Regions from separate parts of the Homo sapiens genome. Here region 1 is linked to region 2. The links are chromatin loops, found by intact Hi-C in ENCODE. Cell type or tissue: B cell. All regions are shown on one strand. Links, peaks and the distances in the headings refer to the core of each region. The heading gives the core; the rest is flanking DNA. Region 1 has its middle 46 kb from the start of LINC02154. Region 2 has its middle 7.7 kb from the start of TLR8-AS1.

Evidence for each region. Peaks named below come from ENCODE experiments on the same cell type or tissue, not always from the same donor. Only the 100,000 strongest peaks of a DNase experiment are listed, where the experiment ranks them.
Region 1: it touches region 2 in a loop (3-fold over the local background); 4 of 110 quality-filtered maps call a loop at or near these places.

The regions. Positions count from the first base shown.
Region 1 is chrX:13,255,771-13,258,688 of GRCh38, reverse strand. No RefSeq gene overlaps it. Among named protein-coding and RNA genes, the nearest start is that of LINC02154, 46 kb to the left of the region's middle. RefSeq lists an enhancer at 1,277-1,326. In B cell, for the core only: no CTCF peak of the experiment used is centred there; DNase peaks (open chromatin) are centred at 1,248 and 1,868; H3K27ac peaks cover 1,847 bases.
Region 2 is chrX:12,949,550-12,952,467 of GRCh38, reverse strand. No RefSeq gene overlaps it. Among named protein-coding and RNA genes, the nearest start is that of TLR8-AS1, 7.7 kb to the right of the region's middle. RefSeq lists enhancers at 1,104-1,333, 1,264-1,558, 1,964-2,258 and cis regulatory regions at 1,187-1,616, 1,886-2,298. In B cell, for the core only: CTCF peaks have their summits at 1,220 and 1,422 (motif pointing left); DNase peaks (open chromatin) are centred at 677, 1,407 and 2,127; H3K4me3 peaks cover 1,732 bases; H3K27ac peaks cover 2,404 bases.

The sequences.
Region 1 (2,918 bases), core at 251-2,750, 310 kb before region 2:
CAGAGCAAAACCCTGTCTCAAATAATAATAATAATAATAATAAAGGAGCCAGTTTAGTTTGTGTGCCTATAATCCAGAAGAAAGGTGTTTCAGTGTACAGTCAGAGACGATAACCACTAATCCTGCCTCTGGGCTGAGGATGGGACATTGAACAACTGTTTTATTCCTTATTCCTTAGTATTTATTTTATAGAGTTGAATCTCCAACCCCTCATCTACTTACCCACCATACTATCTGTGTAACTACAGTTAACATGCAGTAGCCAAGACAGTGACTCTCAATGTGGGAAGGGGGTGATTTTGTTTCCCAGGGAACATTTGGCAATGTTTGGAGACGTTTTGAGTTATCACAACTGGGGAAGGGGTGCTACTGGCATCTAGTGGGTAGAAGCCAGGGATGCTGCAAAACATCCTACCACGCACGGGACAATGATGCAGTCCAAAATATCAATAGTGCTGAGGTGAAGAAATCCTGGTCTAGAGCAGTGGTTTTCAACCCTCAATGTTCATTAGAGTCACTTGGGAAACTTTAAAAAATCCCTATGCCCTGGTCATTCCCCAGGCCAACTAAATCAGAAACTCTGAGATTGGGGCCCAACCCAGGTTTTGGTGCTTTTTAAAGAGATCTCCAAGTGATTCTAATATGAAGCCAGAGTTGAGAGCTACTGGCATAAAGATAGTCCAAAATATCCTATTCTTAAGCCCTCAACATATCTGACTCCTATGAACATCCATTTTGTGTCTCTCATGCAGTCTTCTGCCAAAACCATGTCCCTGTCTTTTACTTAGTCTATTTGTCACTGCAGGGCTCTTGAAACCTGTCAGACACCTAAATATGGAAACAATAGACACTGGGGACTACTAGATGACAGAGGGAGGGAGAGGGGCTAGCGTTGAAAAACTAACTGTTGGGTCCTATGTTCACCACCCGGGTGAAGGGATCAGATCATTCACATCCCAAACCTCACTATTATGTAATACGCCATGTAACAAACCTACACATGTACTCCATGAATCTAAAAGTTGAAATTATATATATAATATTTATAAATATTAACATATATTTATAAATGTTATGTATACATATACATTATGTATATGTATATGTATATGTATATGTATATGTATATGTATATGTATATGTATATGTATATGTGTGTATATATAGGAACCTGTCAGGCAAAGATAGGTTTTGGCTTTACCCTATCAAACGAAAGGGGATTTCAGAGGGCTTCTCTGGTAAACCACACCGTAGAATGCTTCCTACCCACTGGGGAAACCCAAGTTAAAAATGGTTAACAGGAAATCTAGTTGAGGGATATAATTAGCAATTATTAGCTCTTCGGTGGCTGTATTCATATTACATGAGATTATTCAGTAGCAGGAAAGGCTAGACTTATATCAAGTCTGTTTAGCTTAATAAAGCCAAAAAGAACAGTTGTTTTTGCATTTTTAGGTGGAAAAAACACACATTCTGAAGTTGCTCTTGTTAATTTGTTGAATGTTGTTGGAAAAGATGTTTCGCCAGAAGAAATAAAATTTCATAGTTTTTGTGAGAGATCAAAACACATTGCCTATGTCATCCTTTAATTGTCAAAAGATAATAAACAGAACTTTCTTACCCTGTTTCACTTAAGACTAACAGCTTGGAGGAAAAAAAATCAGAGGCCTTTGTTTTCTGCAAATTCACTGGGCAGCCATGTACAGTCTGGTGGTTCAAAGCTTTCATGATCTGTCCTCTGAGAACTTTGGAAAAACAACCCATGAGTACACAAGACTTTCTTTTTAAATTGGATTATTCTTTAATGAGGGTATGATTTGCTCAGGGTTATGTCAACTCCAAGCACCCTAGTTATGCTTCTTGGTGAGAATGTACAAGCCTCTCAGCACAGCTCAGCTTCTCTCTGTTGCATCTCTATCAAGGTCCTGCCTAGCAACAGCTGAAGGGAGCAGTTGAATGAAGATGTTCATTAATGCAGATGAGTGGCTTGTTGGCACAAGAACTTTCCAGCTAGAGCTGGGGGCAGAGTCCCTGACTCTTTCATCTTAAACACTGTGATACTGCTCACTTTAGGCTGGAGCTTCTCGGTGACATTCGGGGCTGGCCATTCTTAGTTGTGGGGGCCTGTCCTGGGCATTGGAGAATGTTTAGCAGCATCCTTGGGCCCTACCCACTAGATGCCAGTATCACCTCCAAGTGGTGACAACCAAAGATGTCTCTAAACATTGCCAAATGTCCCCTGGGGGACAAAATTACTCCCATTTCAGAACCTTTGTTACAAACTTATCAACTTCTAGCCGATAGTTTCAACAGGGAACTGCTGTAGGGCTTTAAATGTGTGAAACAATGAGATGAGGGAGGGGGCTTGTGATGTGATCTGATTGCTGCTTTGAGACGGTCCCTTGGCTGCTGCTTGCAGGGAGAAAGGAGACAAGAAGGTATTCCAAGAGACTTGCTCAATTCATGGTATTAGTCCAGGAAAGAGGGGATAATGGCATAGAGTGGGATTTTAGCAGTAGGAATGGAGAAGAAAGGAGGCATTGGAGAAATGTTTGGAGAGAGAGCTACAAGCCACCAGAACAAGTTGATGGACTAGAAAATATGTGGACAAAACAGATCAGCATCCAAGATGGCTCTTAGATTGTTGGTGCTCAGTACTACGTACTGACATGTAGAATATAGCAGGAGAAACTGGTGGAATGGGGGAATTCTTGGAGAGGTAGGGAGAATCAAGAATCCTGCTTTGGACGGGGCACAGTGGCTCACACCTGTAATCCCAGCACTTTGGGAGGCCAAGGTGGGAAGATCATTTGAGGCCAGGAGTTTGAGACCAGCCTGGCCAATATGGTGAAACCCCATCTCTACTAAAAATACAAAAATTAGCTGGGTGTGGTGGCACACACCTGTAATTCCAGCTA
Region 2 (2,918 bases), core at 244-2,743:
GAGAGCATTAAAATATATATAATAGGCCGGGCATGGTGGCTCACGCCTGTAATCCCAGCACTTTGGGAGGCCAAGGCAGGCGGATCACAAGGTCAGGAGTTTGAGACCAGCCTGGCCAACATGGTGAAACCCTGTCTCTACTAAAAATACAAAAATTAGCCAGGCTTGGTGGCGTGCACCTGTAATCCCAGCTACTCGGGAGGCTGAGGCAGGAGAATTGCTTGAACCTGGGAGGCGGAGGTTGCAGTGAGCTGAGATCACACCACTGCACTCCAGCCTGGGCAACAGAGCAAGACTCCGTCTCAAAAAAAATTTATAATAATAATAAATTAAAAGGCAGATTAATTGGAGAAAAAGCATACAAATTTATTGTGCACATGGAGGAGAACCATAGAGTGATTACCAATCCCCGCAGTGGGGTACAGAAGCCTTGAGGTTACAGAAAGACTGGAGGCTTGGATCTTGGCAAAGAGATTATGGCATGGGGAGAAGAGGAGGCCTGGCTGGCAAAGGCGTTCTTGTTACATAGGAGAAATCTCAGAGGTAGCCGCTCTCAGACAGAATAGATAGTAAATGTTTCTTTCAGACCTTTAAAGGTATCAGACTCTCAGTTTTTCCTAGATATGGACAAGAGAGAGCCTCAGAGAAAGCCTGGCTGTATCAACGTAGTTTTTCTCTGCAGATGCAAATCTTCGCCACATGAGACAGTTTTGTAGGGCTGCTTCTGTTTGCGGGCCCTGTGAACAGCCATCTCAAAATATGTCAAAGAAATATATTTTGGGGTAAAATATGTTGATTCCTTCACTGGGCTTGAGGTGCCCCACTCCCAAGTTTGAGAGAAGAATCTGGGAGAGGTTTGGGAGATTTTTTTCTTTCTGGTTTTAATTGCACTCTGTTTCCTCCAGAGTTTACAGTTATTATTATTACTGTGTGATCTAATTATGTGCAAGCAACATAATCACAGAACTGATTATGCCTCTGAAAATTGGAAGGGAATATTTTGGGGGAAAAACCCAAATTGAGAAATGACTGAGTTTATAGCCAGTAACAGCTGTTGTTTTTAGGAAGTTAAATCGATTTCTTTTGCTCAAAGAGTTTCTACTTCCTGAAGAGATGTACCCTGTTTTCTATGGGTGCAAAGGCAGTCTGTGTACATCATGATACTCCATACGGGCCTGATGGCGCTCAAACAGAAGGCCAGGCCAGCAGGCATCAGAAGCTTTTCCTTTCCCCCAGTTTCCTGTTTCCAGATCGTATTCCAAAGCTATAATTTCTACTTACCTTGAAGACCTTCAGTTTTCCCTGTTTCCTTCCTCTACTCCCTGAGCCTCTCACTATGAGATCCCTAGAGTGTGGTTGTAACGGCCTCCTCTAGCGGGTGCCCAGGCCCCAGTCTGCTCTGCTCCACACTTCCCCCTAGGGGCAGTTCTCTGCCTGCGTCCATGCTACCCCCTGCTTCTAAACCTTCCAGCGATCCTCAACACCAGTCGCCTATAAAGTACAAGGGCCTTGCACTTTATAGTTGGCCTTCAGGGAGGGCACAGTTTGCAGCCAGTACTGCCTACCAGCACACTTCTGTTTCCTTCAGCTCACCAAAGCTTTAGCCATGAGAGTTTATCATTCCTTCCTCATCTTCCTGTCCACGCCTGTATTTCCAGATCATTCACACTGTGCCCTCTGCCAGGAATGCCTTAGTCTCATTTCCAACCTCACGGCCACCTTAGGAGACAGCTCTTGTGGCATAGATGTTAAGATGGAAGGTTCTGGAGTCAGGCTGCAGGATTTGTATACTAATTCTGCCCAGGGTGTGCAGCCTGTGCAGTCACATAAGAGCCACACTAAGGAGGGCTCCGGGCTTGGTTTTTTGCTCTGCTACCACCATCTTGAAATTCTTAATCATTTTTGAACCAGGGCACTGGACTTGCAAACTATGTAGCCAATTCTGCTTCTGACACTGACAAACTGTCTAACTATAAAATCAGGATGACAGTGAAGGCTTAGAACAGGGTCAGGCACTTTGGAAGCGGTCAGTGAATGGGAGCTATCATTATCCCCATCTTACACACCAGGAAAGAGGCTCAGTGAGTTGCTCCACACCCCACAGCTGTCACGTGACAGAAACGGTGACGTGGCTTACTTTCACTTCCCACGCCGATGTGAACTTTCCTACGTAGCCCTGACTCTTTGTAGCACGTGGTCATGTCTGCTCTCAGTGTATTATGTGGCAGTATTTAAAGGCTGCTCATACTGCCTTTGTTCCTTTAGAAGTAAGCAAAGCACAGAGTTAGTATTTCTCACACTTGAAAAATGAGAACAGTAAATCAGTGACTGCCTTAAACATCCAAATCCAATTATGACCTTTGCTGAGACAAAGATGCTGGCATCAGAGTCTGGAGTCTGGGGCTCTGTGAACCCACACACCATGCCTGTCCCTCTTCAGTCTGGAGCCAGAATCCTCCCTTTCCCACAAAAGACAAAAGATGCTAACAGATGCACGCTGGTTTCCGGAGGAAAAGGCCACTTCTGTGAGCCAGTGGGAAGACGGGAAGTCTTTCCTGCAGGAAGGGGGTAGGTAGCTCAGGATACTAGCAGGAGATGCTTTTAATTGTTCTGCAACAGTGACAGCTCAGCATCGTGATTCCTGGTGGTGCTGGGGTGCAGTACTATTGTTAATGTCAGCTCCCATTCATTCATTCCTCTATTTTCACACTCACACATTCTGAATGCAGTTATTATGCTGTGGTCTTGGGGAAGGAGCTGTGCTAGTGGAAAGTGATGCAAAGTGAAAAGAATATTCTTGCCACTTGGGGATTAGGGAGAAAACCAGCAAGTATGCAAAGATTCACAACCATCTGGTGAGTGCCTAAAGCCAGATATTATCAGAACTCGGGTAAAACCAGAGGCCTAGAAAAGGCAGG